Regions from separate parts of the Mus musculus genome. Here region 2 is linked to region 1. A link is a loop called in an ENCODE intact Hi-C map of the cell type or tissue named here. Cell type or tissue: left cerebral cortex. All regions are shown on one strand. Each heading gives the region's core, and the rest is flanking DNA. Links, peaks and the distances in the headings are about the cores only. Region 1 holds the start of Aadat (aminoadipate aminotransferase). Region 2 overlaps Clcn3 (chloride channel, voltage-sensitive 3).

The links. Peaks named below come from ENCODE experiments on the same cell type or tissue, not always from the same donor. Only the 100,000 strongest peaks of a DNase experiment are listed, where the experiment ranks them.
Region 2: a loop joins it to region 1, with 2.8 times the contacts of the local background. A loop is called at or near these places in 1 of 42 quality-filtered maps.

Annotation. Positions count from the first base shown.
Region 1 is chr8:60,501,759-60,511,084 of GRCm38, reverse strand. It overlaps Aadat (aminoadipate aminotransferase), which reads right to left and starts at 4,961. Exons shown (of 13, transcript NM_011834.2): 1 at 4,806-4,961; 2 at 3,828-3,996. The coding sequence starts at 4,872. In left cerebral cortex, for the core only: CTCF peaks have their summits at 4,712 and 5,374 (motif pointing left); DNase peaks (open chromatin) are centred at 4,949 and 5,320; H3K4me3 peaks cover 798 bases; H3K27ac peaks cover 401 bases.
Region 2 is chr8:60,923,340-60,932,665 of GRCm38, reverse strand. Clcn3 (chloride channel, voltage-sensitive 3) reads left to right here. Exons shown (of 13, transcript NM_173873.1): 8 at 1,905-1,985; 9 at 3,050-3,595; 10 at 5,248-5,434. Among named protein-coding and RNA genes, the nearest start is that of Hpf1, 38 kb to the right of the region's middle. In left cerebral cortex, for the core only: no CTCF peak of the experiment used is centred there; a DNase peak (open chromatin) is centred at 4,738.

The DNA of each region.
Region 1 (9,326 bases), core at 752-8,751:
TCAGAATAATTGTGGCTTCATAGAATGAGTTGGGTAGAATACCTTCTACTTCTATTTTGTTCTACCAGACTTTTAAACAAGAGTTAGTGCAATATTCCTAAAATTATTCCACAAAATAGATATAGAAAGAATATTGTCAAATTCATTTTATGAGGCTACACTCACACCTATATGCAAATTACATAAAGATCCAACAAAGAAAGAATTATGTACCAACTTCCCTTATGAACATAGACATGAAAATAAAGAAAATACTTGCAAACTGAATCCAAGAACACATCAAAAAATCATTCACAATGATCAAGTAGGCTTCATCCAAGAGATGCAGGAATGGCTTAACATATATAAATTGATAAATGTAGTCTATCATATAAACAAAGAGAAAAAAAAAACTCTGCAAGATCATCTCCTTAGATGCTGAAAAGCCTTTGACAAAATCTAGCATTCTTTCATGATAAAAGTCCTAGAAAGATTAGTGATACAAGAGGCATACATCAACATATAAAGGCAGTTTTCAGCAAACCCATAGACAACATCAAGTTAAATCGAGAGAAACTCAATGCAATTCCACTACAATAGCAGAGACAAGAAAAGGTTGTTCTCTCTACTCATAACTGTTCAATGCAATACTTAAAGTTTTAGCTAGAGCAGTAAGACAAACTGTAGGAGAGCAAGGTGATACAAATAGGAAAGGAAGAAGTCAAAATATTATTTGCAGATGATATGATAAGTGATCGAAAAATATTCCAAGAAACTTGTCCAGCGACAAACACTTTCAGAGAAGTAGGTGGATACCAGGTTAATTTTTAAAAAATCAGTAGCCTTTCTATAAACAAACAACGAAGAGAGAAAGAAATCAGAGAACCAACACTTTTTACAATAGCCTCAAATAATATAAATCATCTTTATTTAACTCTATCCAAGCAAATGGAAAAGTTTGTATGACAAAAACATCACGTTTTGAAAAAGAAGTTTGAAGAAGATTCACAAGATGGAAAGATCTCCTATGTTCATGGATCAGTAGGTCAACACAGTAAAAATGGCCATTCTATCACAAATCAATTCTTCACAGACCTTGAAAGGAATTCTCAACTTCATATGGAAAAATAAAAATAAACAAATGAACAAATAAATAAAAGAAAACAAAACCCAGGATAGCTAAACCAATTCTGAACATAAAAGAACTGCTAAAGGCATCACCATCTTTGATTTCAAGTTGTACTATAGTAATAAAAACTGTGTGGTATTGGCATAAAAATAGACACTTTGATCAACTGAATTGAAGACTCAGACATAAATCTACATACCTACACATCACCTGGTTTTTGATAAAAAAAAAAAAACAGAAATATACACTGGAAAAAAGACAGCATTTTCAACAAATGGTTCTGGTCAAATTGGATGGCTGCATGTAGAAGAGTGCAAATAGTTGCAAACCTATCACTCTGTACGTTACTCAAGTCCAAACAGATAAAAAACCTCAACATAAAACTAGATACACTGAGCATGGTGGAAATGAAAGTGGGGAAGAGCCTTGAACGCACTGGCACAGGAGACTTCTTGAACAGAACACAGATTGTGCAGGCACTAAGATCAACACTTAATAAACTGAAAAGCAAAGACACCATTAATTGGATGAAATGGCAGTCTATAGAGTAGGAAAAGTTTTTACTGTCTCCATATTTGATAGAGGGCTAATATCTAAAGTATATAAAGAATTCTTGAATAGATATCAGAAAAACAAACCAATTAAAAATGGAAATACAGATCTAAACAGAGAATTCTTTATAAAGTAATCAGAGCCACTATGGAAATCAATAATACAGTCCCTCAGAAAATTGGGAATTGATCAAACTCAAGGCCCAGCTAGATCACTCTTGGGCATATACCCAAAAGATGCTCCAACCTATCACAGGACATTTGCTCAACCATGTTTTTTTGTGGCTTTATTCATCATAGCCAGAAATTGGGAACAACCTAGGTGTCCTGCAACAGAAGAATGGATAAAGAAAATGTGGCACATTTACACAATAGAGAATTACTCAACTGTTAAAAATATTGACATCATAAAATATGCAGGTAAATGGACAGAATTTGAAAAAAAAAGTCAAGTGAGGTAACCCAGATCCAGGAAGACATATATGGCATGTAGGTATCTATTGACTTATAAGTCAAGTAAGGTAACCCAGATCCAGGAAGACATATATGGCATGTAGGTATCTATTGACTTATAAGTCAAGTAAGGTAACCCAGATCCAGGAAGACATATATGGCATGTAGGTATCTATTGACTTATTAGTGGATATCACTTAAACAATCAATAAACAAGATAAATTCCATAGATCTGGAGAGGTTATGTAAAAAAAAAAAAAAAAGAAAAGAAAAAAAAAAAACAGTCTGCAGGAGAGAAGAGGGAACGATGATGACTTCTAGTAATGGCGGAAAAGGAGTTCTGACAGGTTATCACTTGATGCCAGGCGAGACTTCCAGTGGCAGGACTGGGTTGCATTCCATTGAGTTGTTGGCCAAGGGGGTCCCATGGATATCCTCAAACAACTAAGGCTGTTACTGAGAAAAAGGATGAACTCTGCAGACTCTGCAGGGTCTCATTGCTGAGGACAACACCCACATAACAAGGCAGTCAAGCTGGTGCCTATGTGGAGCCTTCATCCCTACATCCCAGTTTCTTCGGTATGGGAAGCTACTCTTAGGAGTACTAAAAGAGAAAGGTGGACACAATCTGTAGGGCAGTGGTGGCACAGAGCTTGTGGGAGCAGCCAACCAATGTCTGATTTGACTTCCGGCCCACTTCATGGGAAGGAGCCTGTACCCGCACTGCTTGGGAAACCAGGAAAAAAAATCAAACACAACTGGTAAAACCAAAACCAAACCCCAAACAAACAAACAAACAAACAAACAAATGATTCCTAATGATACTCTGGTATAGTCATAGCTCATTGCTGCGACCAGAGAGGCTTTTTCTAGCAGCAGATGGGAAGAGATGCAGAGACCCACAGCCAGACATTCTATATAGAGTGTAAATTGGAGTTCTCCATCAAATAAATCCCTTCCCTCAGGGCTCAGGGAATCTTGAGGAAGAGGTAAGAGTCAGAGAAGATAGAGGACACCAGGAGAACATGGGTCTCTGAATCAATTAAGTAAGGTACATAACAGAGACTGAAATAGCAAGCACAGGCCCTACCTGGGTTTGTACCAGGTCCTCTGCTTATATTATTGCTGTTAGCTTAGTATTTTTATGGGATTCCCGACTCTGAGAACGAGTGTGTTTCTGACTCTTTCGCCTGCTCTTGGGGCTGTTTCCTTCCTGTTGGGTTGCCATGTTCAACTTCAATATGACAGTTTTTGCTTCATCTTATATTTTATTTTGTCATGTTTAGTTGTTATCTCTTAGAAGCCTGTCCTTTTCTAATGAGAGACAGAAAGGGAGTGGATCCAGAGGGGAGAGGAAGTGTGTGTGTGTGTGTGTGTGTGTGTGTGTGTGTGTGTGCAGAACATCCAAGGACTGTTCTATACATTTCCTTTCTTCCCACTGTGATGCTCTTCCCACTGTTCTTTTCAGTATCATACTCAGCTCAAATGGGACTTCCTTGTAGATGTTTCTCTGGCTCTCCCAGTCACTTAAGGTTGAAAGCTCATCACTGGGGTGTGTGAAGCATTTAGTACTGATTTTGCTTTTAATATTTTAAAGTCTTCTCCCAACTTCCCCAGTCATTGTACACCCCATTAACAAAAGATCTCAGTCACATCATCAATGGCATTTAAAAATGAACCAATAGAATTCTACCGTCTATTGGTCACTTACTTACCCATAGCTTGGAGAGTATTGGAGGGCCCTTTTGATCAAGTCGTCTTCAAACCGGATGGTGCTTCCGTTTTCCACAGTGAAGGCAGCTGACTTAAAGGGGAACATGCTCGGGTTTGGAGATCCAGGAGCCAGGGAGATGAGGGTTTTTGGTGCTTTGCTCAGTATGTCCGCTATGATAAACACAAAAAGAAGAAAAAAAATGTGTCCACCGTCCTGTGGTCTGAACATTAATGTCCCTGACCAAGTCCTATACTCGACTCTAGTACTTGATATGCTATATTAAAGATGGGATTAGATCATTAAAAACTCTGCCGTCAGAAATGGAATTAGTGTTCTTACAGAAGAGACCGAGCTGCAGCGAGAAGCATCATTTATTTGGATTTGTCCTCACTGGGTACCTGATGTTGGGCATGGCAGTCTCCAGAGCCGACAGAACATTCTTGCTGTTTATTAAATTACCACTCCTCTCCTCTAGTCTGACAAAGCAGCATACTGGGCTAAGACTGAATGCTAGTCTGAAATAAATACAAAGTAAATTTTTCTAGACTTTCTCACTGGGGGAGGAATCCAAGAATGCAGATGGCGAAGAAAAATGGAGAGGGCCCCAGCAGCAGAAGGCCTTTTTCCCTGTTGCCCAATACCTGTGTGTGTCCCAACTCCACCTCTGGGTCCCATTCCCCAGTCCTTTAAGAGCCTTTCTCTACAGCTGGCTTGAAAGATGTGCCTCATGCTTGGCCCTTTGGCTCATCTCCAACACCTCAGCAAAAATACTCACTGCCTTGCCTTGCCTTCCAAGCCAAGCTCTTAGTGAACAAAAGTTAAATAACTCCTCCTTCACTAATGCTCACAGGTTGTCTTCACACTTGAATGAATGGGCACAAACCCTAGCGGTGAGCGCCAAAACAGGGCACCATGCAGAGCTTCCGCTAAGAAAACTCCACTCTTGCAGAGCAGGGAGGGCTCTGGCTTTGTTTTTCACCTGTAGTTCTGATGGGAGATGGCTTTCTGGCCAGGCTCGTTGCAGTGAGGAACCGTGAGTAATTCATGTCTCTGCTGGTCGCGTGGAGCAGGATTCAGAAAGCCAGTCACTCGGGATGCACTGTTAGCTGTCCCTGTGTAGTGCCACCCAATCTGCCTGCCTACCGGCTGCGGTAGGTGTCTGAGATCTAAATAGACCCGGGTCAGGAGGCAGAAGGGACAAAGTCCATCCACAGAGGGGCAGTGGCTGACCCGGGTGCCCTCTCCCGCCCCGCCGGCCGGCCTATGGCAGCTGACCACAGGCAGCCCAAGTCACTGGTCAGGGATGGGCTTGGAGAGACGAAAACCGCTAGGCCCTGCTGTGATGCACGATAACAACAGGGATCGGTGCCCGAATTCACATAAACGCAGCGTGGATTCTTGACCTTGCTGCTCAGAGTCTCGCAACTGCTCAGAGCCTCGCAGCACAGCTTTGCTATTGGCCAGCCCCCCAAACCCTCCCCTTCAGATCTTTGAAATGAGCCTCTGGAAGCTGATGGTATCTCAGGATCCTGGTCCTTTAGTACCCTCTGGTGGTAGTTTTATTCCATTGCAGCAGGCATTATAATAGGTGCTTAGCCTTGTTTCTCAGTATCAAGGTGTCTGTCTCTCTGTCTCTCCCTGTCTCTCTCTATCTCTCTGTCCCTTTCTGTCTCTCTTTCCCTTCCCTCTCTCACCCCCACCCCCCAAATCTTCAAGGGGACCCAGATGAATTCAGGTAACTTTACAAAGTAGAAGCCCGGTAGAGTAAGTGGGGATAGTTACTCCCAACCCCAAATTTGAAGACTAAATCTGCAGTCTCCTCGATTCTCAGCCTCTTCTCCCACTGAGTTCCAAAGCTTCCACTGTGTAAGTGCTCGGTTGAAAGTGTGTTGGGTATGGTGAAGATAAAGCGATTATCGAGTATGAAATTACCTGGTTGATGACCATACAAAGAGAAACTGTCTTAAGTTCACAGTTATTTAAAGGAGGGAGCGGTGAATGAATCGCTCAAGGAGTACTTTTGGAAGCTGAGGTGCCTGGGCCATATAGTGAGTGAATTCCAAAATTAATAAAGAACAGCTGAAAACTCAGGGTTCAAGCTTGTCCCTGGGAACAGGACATCTCATGACGTTTGAGGTGTCAGCTTTATTTGACCACTGTAGCTTAAACTAGCTGTGTCAGGCAAGGACTTTGCATCCAAGAGGATGGTCCTCGGGCTGGCAAGAGGGGCTTTGGAGTTATAACCATTCTGACTCTAAAAATAATACGTGCCACAGATAGCCTGACTTCTCAGTGTTGGAGGCCAGCCTCTTCCTGCACTCGTACACTCTGAAGACAGAGCACGAGGCATAGACTCTAAGACCATCAAATCATGAAATAAAGATTCTTTAAAAAAAAAAAAGCTTGCTGCGTTTTCTATGCAGACTTTTCTGTGTTTTAGTTAAGTTTAAATATTGTCTTGATAAAACACCATGACCAAGGCAACTTAGAAAACATTCGATTCAGTGTCCACTGTTCTGCTGGGTTAGATTCTTTGGCCATCATGGCAGGGAGCATGGCAGCAGGCAGTCATGCAGGCATGGCGCTGAAGCTGTAGCTGAGAGATTACAGTTGGATTCTCAGGAAAGAGGCAGGGAGAGATCCCTGGGAAAGATGTGGGTGCTCGAAACTTAGGAGCTTTCTCCAAGCAATATACCTCCTCCAACAAGACCCCACCTCCCCAACTTCCCAAATAGTCTTACCAACTGGGGACAACGTGTTTAAATACGAGAGCCTATGGAGACAAACCCCACTTAAACTGCCACCTCCTGGAATTAGACAGGAAAAATACCTGAGATGCTTCCTGGTTATAAGGTGAATGGTGATTCTGGCCAGGTAGGGAAACAAAGTGACCCATCAGAGAAGGTAAAAGGATGTGGGGGTATTGGTGGTTGTGGTTATAGAAATACACCACAGACCAAAACCACAGTCCAAGGGAAAGGCTGCATACTAGTCGTTCTTCCTTGTTGCTGTAACCAAATCCCGTGGGGAAGCAACTTAAAGGACCAGAGGGCCACTCTGGATTACAGTTCAGGGCATATTGGCCGAGAAACTCGGAGGCAGGAGACTGAAGTGTCTGATCACAAGATTTCTTTTCTTTTTTATTTTATTTTATTTTTTATTAGATATTTTCTTTATTTACATTTCAAATGCTATCCTGAAAGTTCCCTATACCCTCCCCCTGCCCTGCTTCCCTACCCACCTACTCCCACTTCTTGGCCCTGGCATTCCCCTGTACTGGGGCATATAAAGTTTGCAAGATCAAGAGGCCTCTCTTCTCAATGATTGCTGACTAGGCCATCTTCTGATACATATGCAGCTAGAGACACGAGCTCCGGGGTACTGGTTAGTTCATATTGTTGTTCCACCTATAGGGGTGCAGACCCCTTCAGCTCTTTGGGTACTTTCTCTAGCTCCTCCATTGGGGGCCCTGTGTTCCATCCTATTGATGACTGTGAGCATCCACTTCTGTATTTGCCAGGCACTGGCATAGCCTCACTCGAGACAGCTATATCAGGGTCCTTTCAGCAAAATCTTGCTGGCATATTCAATAGTGATCATATGATTTCTACAGTTGGGAAGCAGCAAGTTAAATGAAAGCCTGGACCCCACTGAGACCTCAAGGCCTTCCCCTAGTGAGCCGTTTCCTCCAGAGAGGCTTCTCGTCTAAAGGTTTTAGGACTTTCCTTAATAGCCTCACTGAGTATTACAGGAGAGATTTCACACTCAAACCACCACAGGCTGTCAAGATTTAAGAGGAGGAGAGCTCGGCATTCAGTCAGTCTGGAGTCACAAGTTAAAACTTATTGACAGAGAGGAAGGACTCTGGCTTCATCAAGGGTGCAGGAGCAGTTGTTTCCAGGAAGCAAGATGAATGTATAGGTGACTCTTAGTTTAAGATTAAGTTTAAGATTTAGTTTAAGATTAAGACTTAGTTTAAGATTGCCAGAGGATAGAACAGAAGGGCCCAGATCCTTTATCCAAACATTTATTGAGTCCTTATTCTCTGCCAAGGAATGCAATGAATTTTAAAGGACGTTGGAAACAATTCATTGCTCTCAGAGAGCAGAAGAGGTGAGTGATTTTATACAAGGAATATGTCTTGCTTGTAAGATGGATACAAGCTCAAGAAAGGAGATGGGGGTGGGGAGTGGGGGCAGGGGGTTAGGTGGGTGGGGTGATAAGTTTTAGTAGACGGATTTCACAGCTGGATTGGAAACTTATATTCTGTTATGATCTTTGTCATGGTTGAAGTCTAAAACCAAACAAGGTCATGCTCAGCCTGATTCTCTTAAAACTTTTGTTATTTTGTCTCCCCCACACCTCAGGATCTCAAGTCTGAAACCGGGGCCTTATGCTTGCTAGGCAAGCACTCACTCTATTATGGAGCTAAATCCCCAAGCCCTTCTCTTAAAACTAAGAGGACAAAGAAAAACTTGTTTTTAATTTACCAGGGTCTTATTCCACAAGCAGAGAGATAGCCATGCTTTTAAACACCATGTTCAGGACCAGAGGCAGAGCTCAGTGAGAGAGTACTCGCTGGGCATGTACAGAATCCTAGGCTCAGTCCTCAGCACCACAGAGCAGAGAAAAGCAGAGTGAACAAAATAAGCAAACACAATTGTGTTCAGATGAATTTCTCTCATATGTGAATTTTCATACATGTATGAATGTGCATACATTGAGGCCAAGTTGTTGAGATAGTTTTGGCTGGTGAGATGAAAAAATGGGCCTATTTATAGGGAGGGTAGCCCCTAAACACAACTGAACGAGTCTACTAGGAATTCCATAGTAAAATACTCCCAGGAAGCTCACCCAGTGACAATTAATTGTCTCATAGTAGGGAGGCTGTCAGGCCAAGGTCAAGGTGTTGGCTGACTTGGTTTCTTCAGAGAACATTCTCTTTACTGTGTGGATTTCTTTCTTCTCTCTGTGCACTCATATAGCAATTTCTTTGGGGGATAGCTGCATACCTGGTGTCTCTTTCTCCTTTCTTAAGGATACTAGTTATATCAAATCAGACCTACACTTAGAATCTCATTTAACTTTAGTTTACCTCTTTCAAATCCCTGTCACAAACACAGAGTGGGGCTGGGAGTCTTGGGGGGGGGGGGCGTGTCAGGGATTTAGCATTAGTGTTGACATCAAGACAAAGCTGTGTTTGCCAGGGTCCAGAAGTTATAAAGAAAATCCATATTTGCTTATATGTTATAAGTTCTGTTTCCAGGGCTTTCTACAAAAATGCTTCCCATCTGTACGGCCTGTACACATTTTTTAGTTGTCTTTAAGACTGTACCAATATAGAAGAAAATAGTCAAGATAGGCAAAACTTTACCAAACAGTGCTATTTCATGAGTGGGCATCAGCTTACTTGTGTCTCCAAGATTATCTAATTTATGTGTCCAAGCAGTTTGTAAGACTGTTCCTCTTCCTGTATGAATAAAATCTCCCCTCATGCTTC
Region 2 (9,326 bases), core at 970-8,969, 420 kb before region 1:
GAAAGTTTAAGTCAGGAATTTACAGGGAGTGTGGGAGATGTTTACTCAGGTACCTTACACTCCTCTTTTACTGTTGCAGAGCAACATGCATTTTCCTAGCAGGTGATTAAAGTAAACTCCAGCTTTAGCTAGCTTTCTCTGTTGCTGTGGGTGTCTCTGAAGGGAAGCAGCATCCTGAGCACGACTGCAGTCTGAGCTTCCTTAGCCTCATTGTCTCTGGGAGTCTTACCTTATGTTTCCGTAATCCAGACCTGGGCAGCCTTGTGTGGTACAGAGATCTTCAGTTGTTAATGTGTGGCTTTTCCATTGCATCAAAGACGGAACGCAGGCCCTAGCCTTTCATCCTGTTGTTACTAGTGTAACCTCCCCCCCCCCCCACACACACACACACATTTTTATCAGTTTCTTTAATATAAATAATTATAGTACCTTGTATATTATACAAGGTAGATACAAGGTACGTTATACAAGTTATATACTATGTACAAGGTATATCGTACTTTGTAATATTAGCATTAAAGTATTGTTCTTGTTTTGTATTTAGATATTCCCAAAGTGAAACATTTAAAAGTATATTAGTTTCGTCCTTGATGAAAATTCAAAAGATATACTTTGCTATGTTTCTGGTACTCTGGAAGTATCTGCTTACGTTGTAAAATTGATTCCATAGTAATCCTACTGTGGCACTACCACCATCAGTTAGAAGTTAGGAAACTAGGACTTAAAACGCCAGCAGACGTGCTTTAGATAGCATACAAGTTATAGCAGAATATGGATTTAAATTTTTTCTGATTCCAAAAGTTATGCTTTTAACTACTGTGCTATTGCTATAATTATGTCTGTCTGTCTGTCTGTCTGCCTGTCTCTCTCTCTCTCTCTGTGTGTGTGTGTGTGTGTGTGTGTGTGTGTGTGTGTGTGTGTGTGTGTATTTAGGTATGCTAAGCAAAAAGACATATCCAAATCCTGTATTATGGGATTCTAGATGGTATTCTGAGTGCTTCATATATGTTCACTAAGTAACATCATGATCGTCTTAGACAAGAACAGGGAGACACGGGGGACTGAGGTACTTACTATGGTCACACAGCCAGTGTATGGCAGAGGCAGGACTTCTGCCTGCAGCTTCAAACAATTTATGCGCATTACAACTTGATTCTTATCTCCTCTATCTTTTCTTCCAGAAAATTTGTAAAATGAGATGATTTGAGGAAGTGATTAGAGTACCCTCAGATATTCACGGGATCACAGTAGTGAAAGGAGTAGAGTCTTAATAATAATCCAATCACTTTCCAGGTGGGAAGGCAGCAGTGATCAGGGCACAGACAGCTGCCCAGGAGTGCTGCAAGAGTGTGTGGAGTTTGTTCTTCCTTGAAACTGTCTTTACCACGTAGTTAGTGACTCAAAGGGGCTGTTGTTTGTACTTTTAGACTATACTTCAGAGGGTTTAGGGGAGTTATAATAGAAACTGTTTAATGGACTGCAGCGTCTTTCATAAGGGTTAGAGTAATGAGTGAAGCAGTTAGCTCCAAAATCTGGAGAAATGATGTCCTACTTAAAAATAAGTAAACGTGTACCCCCATTCCACAGTTTCCTCTCTCTCCCCTCTTTGTACCAACATTAAGTATTGAAGGTTGCCTGTATTCATTGTTTTCTCTTTATAGTACACTCATTGTATGTTTGGCATTAATGTTTTGACAGTATAGAAAAAGTGCAAATGAGTTTTAAATTAAAGCAGAAAAGAAAAAATAACTCTTTAGAGAAATGAGTACTTGCCTTCCTTGCTTTGCAAGGGGGACATGTAGGTTAAGGTCTGAAATGGCCCTGGGATAGCATGGAATACAAAAGCTTGTTTGGTTGTTTGATTGGTAAGGGAACTTTAGAAACAAACTGCATCCTCTCCCTAGGTGCTGTCAGCCGCCTCAGCTGCTGGGGTTTCTGTGGCTTTTGGTGCACCGATCGGAGGAGTTCTTTTTAGCTTGGAGGAGGTACGTAAAAAAGAATCGCATTAAAACTGTATCTTGGTGCACACTTTATTTTTATTGCTAGTGTAATAGAACTTACGATTTTAACTTTATTTTGTATACAGTTTCAAAGTAGTTCTCCATAAAAAATGTTTTATACAAAACTGCTAACTTCAGAAAATTGTTTTATTTTTTATTACTTAATTTTTATTAATGTTTTATTTTTGTTAAGATTTGTTTTTAATTCTGTGTATGGATATGTGTTTGAGTTATATGCGGGTGAGTTGCAAGTGACCACAGAAGTCAGAGGAGGGCATCACATCCCCTGGAGCTGCAGTTGCAGGCTGTTGTGAGCCTCTGGGTGGAGGTGCTGGGTGCCAAGCTTGAATTTTCTATAGGAGCAGTATCTGCACTTTATTGCTGACCCACTTCTCCTCCTGCCTTCTGCTTTAAACCTTTTGCTCATGTTTAGATAGTGGTAATTGTTTCTAGCTGAATTTCACATATTTAAAACTGGCAAAATGTGAATTTCACTCAGTGGAAGCCTCTGAAACCTATCTATCTATCTATCTGCTGGCTCAATTACAGCTGCGTTTTTATTTTTACTATTTTAAATCAGTCTGTAAGCTGAGTTTTAATAAAGTTTTATGATTTGCGTGTTTGAAGTTTGTATGATTGTTTCTTTTCTCTTTTTGTATGATTATTTCTTAAACAGTTACTGATGTCTAAGGAGATAATTTCATTGCTTCATGGAATCTGTATTTTTTTATAGAAGAGACAAGTGAGCTCCATCTTTAATAGTTAACAAGAGTTACTATAGAGATATTTATAGCTAACATAATTGTATTAGATATGAAACTCTTGGAAAACTAAACAGTTCTTGGTAGTCTAGATGATTATTAGACATTCATTATCAGTTATTGTGAATTTGTAGTTATGATAGTCAAAGCATCCCTTTTTAATTAGGACAAATCACATAAATTCAAACTGCAACGAAGCTTGAGTTACTTAAGGTAAATTTTATATTTACTCAAGTTATAGTTACTCTGAAATAGGTGATAGCACTAATTTTTCTTTTCTGTTTTTAGGTTAGCTATTATTTTCCTCTCAAAACTTTATGGAGATCATTTTTTGCTGCTTTGGTGGCAGCATTTGTTTTGAGATCCATCAATCCATTTGGTAACAGCCGTCTGGTCCTCTTTTATGTGGAGTATCATACACCATGGTACCTTTTTGAACTGTTTCCTTTTATTCTCCTAGGGGTATTTGGAGGGCTTTGGGGAGCTTTTTTTATTAGGGCAAATATTGCCTGGTGTCGTCGACGCAAGTCCACCAAATTTGGAAAGTATCCTGTTCTCGAAGTCATTATTGTTGCAGCCATTACTGCTGTGATAGCCTTCCCCAACCCATACACAAGGCTCAACACCAGTGAACTGATTAAAGAGCTGTTTACAGATTGTGGGCCGTTGGAATCCTCCTCTCTCTGTGACTACAGAAATGACATGAATGCCAGTAAAATTGTTGACGATATTCCTGACCGTCCAGCAGGCGTTGGAGTATATTCAGCTATCTGGCAGTTGTGCCTAGCGCTCATATTTAAAATAATAATGACAGTATTCACTTTTGGTATCAAGGTAAGTGCTCATGTGAGATGATACTGGAATAATGATATCTCCAAGACCTTATGTGTAATAAGAAATGAAATTTCATCCAAATGATTGCACTTCTGAGACCAGAATCTGAAAAGGACTTATTGGTCTGATATCAAGAGGTTTCTAGTAACTTCTGGAGTCTGTGGGACAGAGTCTATTTTTCTGAACTTTCTAGATTCGAGAGGCTGCATCCCTTCCTTTGCTTATGTTCCCTTTCTTGCAACTCAAAGCCAGTCCTGGTTGGCCAGATCTTTCTCTTGTTTAATTCTTAGAAATCCCACTTTCGAATGAAAAAAAAAAACTCTAGGATTACTTTTAATCCACCCAGATAATACAGGATAATCTCTTGTTTTAAAAGTTAGCTGGCTAACAATCCAGGAGAAACCATTATACTACCTTCTCTGTACCACTGTAGTATGTTAGCTTAAATTGGCACTGTGGTCTCAGAATCAAGTTGCTAGATCTCTAATAGGACTCAATCCATCAGGGCCTTAGAGCTGTGAGCCCTGGAACATTGCTTCTCTTGGACTCACTAACTACAGCTTTCTTAGGAATACCCACATAGAGAAGCAGAATCAATCACAAAGTCAGTCATGCCACCTGTAGTTCCTTTGGAGTTGATGATTATAAGCGATGGCATACTTTCACAGACTGAGCTCATGTAGCGAGTGCAACAGCTTTATTTCTGTGAGGTTAGAAGGTTGATAGTTTTAAGATTGCTTTTATTTTGCCTTTTTTAGTGCATTGAATATCAAACTTAAAAAAAAAAAAAAAACAGAAAAAAAATCTTAGTTTTACTCTTATTTTTCCTACCAGAGTTAAAGAGGCCTTAGAGTTGTCCCGTCTAAGGGTTGTTTTCCCCAATAACTGCCTATGTTAACAGTAGAATTACGCCAAAGAGTCTCATTGGCTGTAGTTGGCCAACACTGAAGAAGCTGGAGGCAGGTGGCAGGCCCTTGTTAAGTCCTGGTCTCTGGCTGAAGGATTATAGCTGAAGATTGTGAAGTGTATTTTAATCCTTTGTGTTGTATATCCCTTTAACTGTCCCAGAACATGCCAATTTGTTCTGTCCTTATTTTTTAAGAATCTCTTCCAATAAAGATTTTTCTTTTTTAGTTGATTCACATGTATATTCCATTTAGAATATTGGGAATTCTGGAAACATCACCTGACATATGCTGTAGCTCTTTAGGAGAAGTAACATCTGCTGTTTCTACCATTTGTGAAAGTAAAACGGAGGGACAATCTTGGGAGCTTACTGCTTCAGATGGAACAAATTTGGTTTTATGGGAAATACCTGTCTTTCTCCCCTACCCCCTTCCATTTTACTGTGGACTACTGAAAACTTTGTTAGAGACTAAGGATGTTTTAGGATAAAGGATGATAAATTTTGAGCTATTTCTCTTTGACTTAGAGAAGCTGCTTTATTCCTTTGTTACTGAAATCTAAGAATTACTAACAAACTATTTGATATAACAGGATTTTGTGGTAGTTTACTCTGTGTAAGGACTTTAGCGTTTCATTAAGATACGAATGGAGCCTATTGTTAGAAAAAAAAATTCATAGGATCTAGTTTTCAGTCACGTGATTAGAGAACTGTTACCTCATTAAAAGTTCTTTCCTTGCTGTCACAGGTCCCGTCAGGCTTGTTTATCCCCAGCATGGCCATTGGAGCCATTGCAGGGAGAATTGTGGGGATCGCTGTGGAGCAGCTTGCCTACTATCACCACGACTGGTTTATCTTCAAGGAGTGGTGTGAGGTTGGGGCTGACTGCATCACTCCCGGGCTGTATGCCATGGTTGGGGCTGCTGCGTGCTTAGGTAATAGGATCGATTCTGTTTGCTTGGTTTTTGGCTGTTGGCAATCTGAGAAAAAAGAGCCAGTAGTAGACTAGACTCTTGTGGCTAGGAAGAAGATGATGCGAGGTAGAAGGAAGGAATCGTTTAAAAGAAATGAAGCGCTAATAGTCTTGTGTAGTACTGGATTTTGTTTTGTCTAAGAACATTTGTTTACTGTAAAAATGTAATAATAGCTACCATATTTATAATATCACATAATGCTTTATGACAGAAACCATCTTGGTACAACATAGCCTTAATCTGAATCCTATTCAAAGAATCTTGGTTTTTCACTGATAGAGATCTTAGTCTATGTGTAACAATTGATAGCCATGTTCCTAAAGTCAGAGTTATAATGAAGCTTCAGAATAGCCTCACATTAAGCTCTATAATAACTTATCAGCCTTAATAAAGATTTATCATATCAACTCTTTAGCGTCTAAGTTACATTTGTATAAAAGAAATGGTAACTATTCATTTTAGTGACATAAAAGCAAAATAATAGTTTTAAATCTGTAAGAATCTGTTCATTGTTCTCTTTGGCTGAAAAATTATTTGGTTTTATATTTAAATTTTCCACCAAATTTTGGTATAATATTGACTAACAGTTGGTACTTTGACTTCGATTTTGCTCAGCGACTCAGAATCTGCAGAAGGGTAATATCAAATGAAATTAGAAATCATTTTCAACAAAGTAGCAAGTATTTCGCCTCCACATTCTCTTTAGCAGGTAAAGTGAGAGAGAGGCGAGAGAAGACTGAGGAAGTGTGGGCTGCCTCTGGGAAGAGCCCAGCAGCAAGAAAACAGCAGTGTGTACTGCCTGGGCTCACAGAGTGCAGGGCAGAAGTTAGAGGGACTAAGAGCTCAACTGTTCCAGGAAGGGCACAGTGGGGATTGGATTGTCTTCAAGGTAATTGGGTTTTTCGAGACAGGGTTTCTCTGTGTAGCTCTGGCTGTCCTGGAACTGACTTTGTAGACCAGGCTGGCCTCGAACTCAGAAATCCTCCTGCCTCTGCCTCCCGAGTGCTCCCAAGGCGCGTGCTACGATCGCCTGGCTGTTTAAAGGTAATTTTTAACTGAGAAGTTATACATTTATACATATCACCTTCATACTTCCAAAGCTTTGGTCAAGATTTATCTTTGAGGCAGCCCTCTTTAAAGACTATCAATCCACAGTTCTTTTATTTGGGTATGCCTTCGTTCCACTAGAATTATGAGCTTACTGATGACAATGTCAAAATCCACCAGTCTTTGAAATCTGATTCTTCAAGCAATTAACTTTAGGGTCATTTTCCATCAGACAGATTTGTCTGGTTCTCAATTCATAATATGTTTAAACATGAATGAGTTAAAGTCATACTCATTTTTAAAGCTGTACTTTGAAGAATCACAGGGTTTTGGGGTATGCTAAGATAGAACATGTAATAGAGGGCTGGGGGTGGTTCAGTGAGCAAGAGCTCTTGGCATGCAAGCGTGAGGACCTCATTCTGATCCCCAGGGCCAATCCCCAAAGCCAGGCCTGACTGCATTGCTGTGACCCCGCCATTGGAGGGTGGGCACAGGTGGGTTCTAGGAGCTCACTGGCTAGGGAGCTTTCCAGTGGGAGAGCCTTTGTTAAAGGAATCAGGCAGAGTAGTAGAGGAAAGCAGCAGGTGTCCTCTAGCACTGCCGTGCACCCACATGCATGCACATGTGCAACACACACACACACACACACACACACACACACACACACACACACACACACACACACTGTCTTCTTTACTTTTGTCACATAGCTCCTTCTCACAGACCTACATAAGTCCTCGGAGTAATTCAGAGCCATAGTTATTACTCTTTGAGGCTTTCCCAGGGTACTCTGGTTATGGGAAGATTCTAATGCAAAGATAAATTTGTATGAAAATATATTTGGAATTCATAATTTGAAGAAATGTATTATATAGTACATTTTGAATATCCTGGGAAACACATTGAATTGGTAAGAAGTAGATTATAAAAATTAGTATCTGAGGTTGCATCGGGATGAATTTGTATTTGAAATTGTTCCAATTTGTTGCAGAGCCTTGGTTTTCCATTTTTAGCTTGATGACTTTGGAAAAGTTCCTTTGGTTCTTTGATATTTACTTTTCTCATCTGTAAAATGGAAATGCCAGCGTGTCCCTTGGTTGTCGGGAGAATTGTGGGAGGTAGCATGCACATAAGGATGTGGTCATGAGTCCTGTACAATAAGTTCTTAGTTTAATTCAAGAAAAAGCCTTTATAAACTGGCAAGGACATGCTGACATAGAGTAGTATGTACATGATGTGTGGCCGTCCTTGATTTTTTAGATTAAGAAACTGAAAGGCTTACTGAACTAACCAGCACTGTGAGCTCCCTAAGTTACAGCTATGGGTTTATTTTGGTGGTGTGTTTCAGAATATTGTTATACTTGCATATGGAGGTTAGTGGACAGTTTATGAAAATCAGTTCTCTACTTCCATGTGGGAAATGGGGGTTGAGCTCAGAACATCATGTTTGTCAGCAACTGCTTTGCTTGCCAATGCATCTCACTGGCCAAGTTGTTAGGCCTTCTGACCAGAAGAGCAACACAGTGGAAATGACACTTAAGCCACTGTGTCTGTGCGTGCCCGTAATCCCAGCAGAAATGGAGGCCAGCCTGGGCTGCATAGTAAGACCCTGTCTTTAAAAACACAAAGTAGTTCTTAGTTGTAGTAAATGGCTTGTGAAGTAGGTTGAAAGTAATGGGGTCTGAGAGTCAAGGAGGTAAGATAAAGTGCTATGAGAATGAGAGCACGAGGACTGAGAGATGGCTCATCAGTCAGGAGCATGGGCTGCTCTTCCGAAGACCTAGGTTTGAGTCACAACACCTCACATGGTGGTCCATAACTGTTGGTAAGTCCAGGTCCCGAATATCAGAAATCCTCTTCTAGCCTTCAGGTGCTCAGATGTAATACTCAGGCAAACAGTTACACATAATAAAATATATCTCAAAAAAGATTTTAAAAGGAGCATACTTTTTTTTTTTAATGAAAGAATAATTTGGGTCCTGGGCTAGTTTAGTAACAATGAGAATCCTGAGAAAAGGACTCAAGTATCTTAGAGAAGAATTCAAATCTGTAGAGGTGAACAGTTGAGATATTGGAATAAAACTTTAGGTTTCAAAAAGAATCACCTAGATTGAGAGGAAGAGCGTGTGCAAGAATTTGGGATCAGAGAATGGCCCTTCCTTGGTAAAGAAGAGAAATGTGGATTTCATGCGTGTGTTGTTTTCTTTGGTAGCTACTTCAAAGTCTGTAGTTGACAGAACAAGTAGTCAGGTGTGGTGTGCAGGACAGGAGTATAGCAGAGGCCAGGGAGGAGCAGAGGGACTAGGACAGTACAGGCAGAGAGATGACAGCCAAGAATGCTCATCTGAGGAAAGCAGGAGACTTCCCGGCCCTCCTCCTCCACCTCCTTCTTGGGATGTTAGACTCAAACCCAGATCCTTGTCCAAGCTACGTAAAACCCTACCCAGATCAAATGAATTTTATACCTAACGTTATCACTTACACTGTTAATAAATCACAAGGCTTCAAAATATTTCACACGTTTTGAAACGACATAAGGAATTTTATTTAATATTCTACATATACATACACACGCAATTTCTAAACTGGTAGCAAGCAAGAAAGCTGTAATGTGCTTATTTGTATTTAAGAAGTTATAGTAAACTTTTATAATAGTGAAATTTTTCTTTGCTTCAGCCGTAAATCAAAATGGCAAAGTCTCTTTTCTTGCTCAGCTTGTTGTTTGTTTTTTTAATGCTAGAAAAAGTTTACAAGTGTTATAATCATCTTCCATGGTATAGCCAGATTGATTTTTCTCCAGATCATC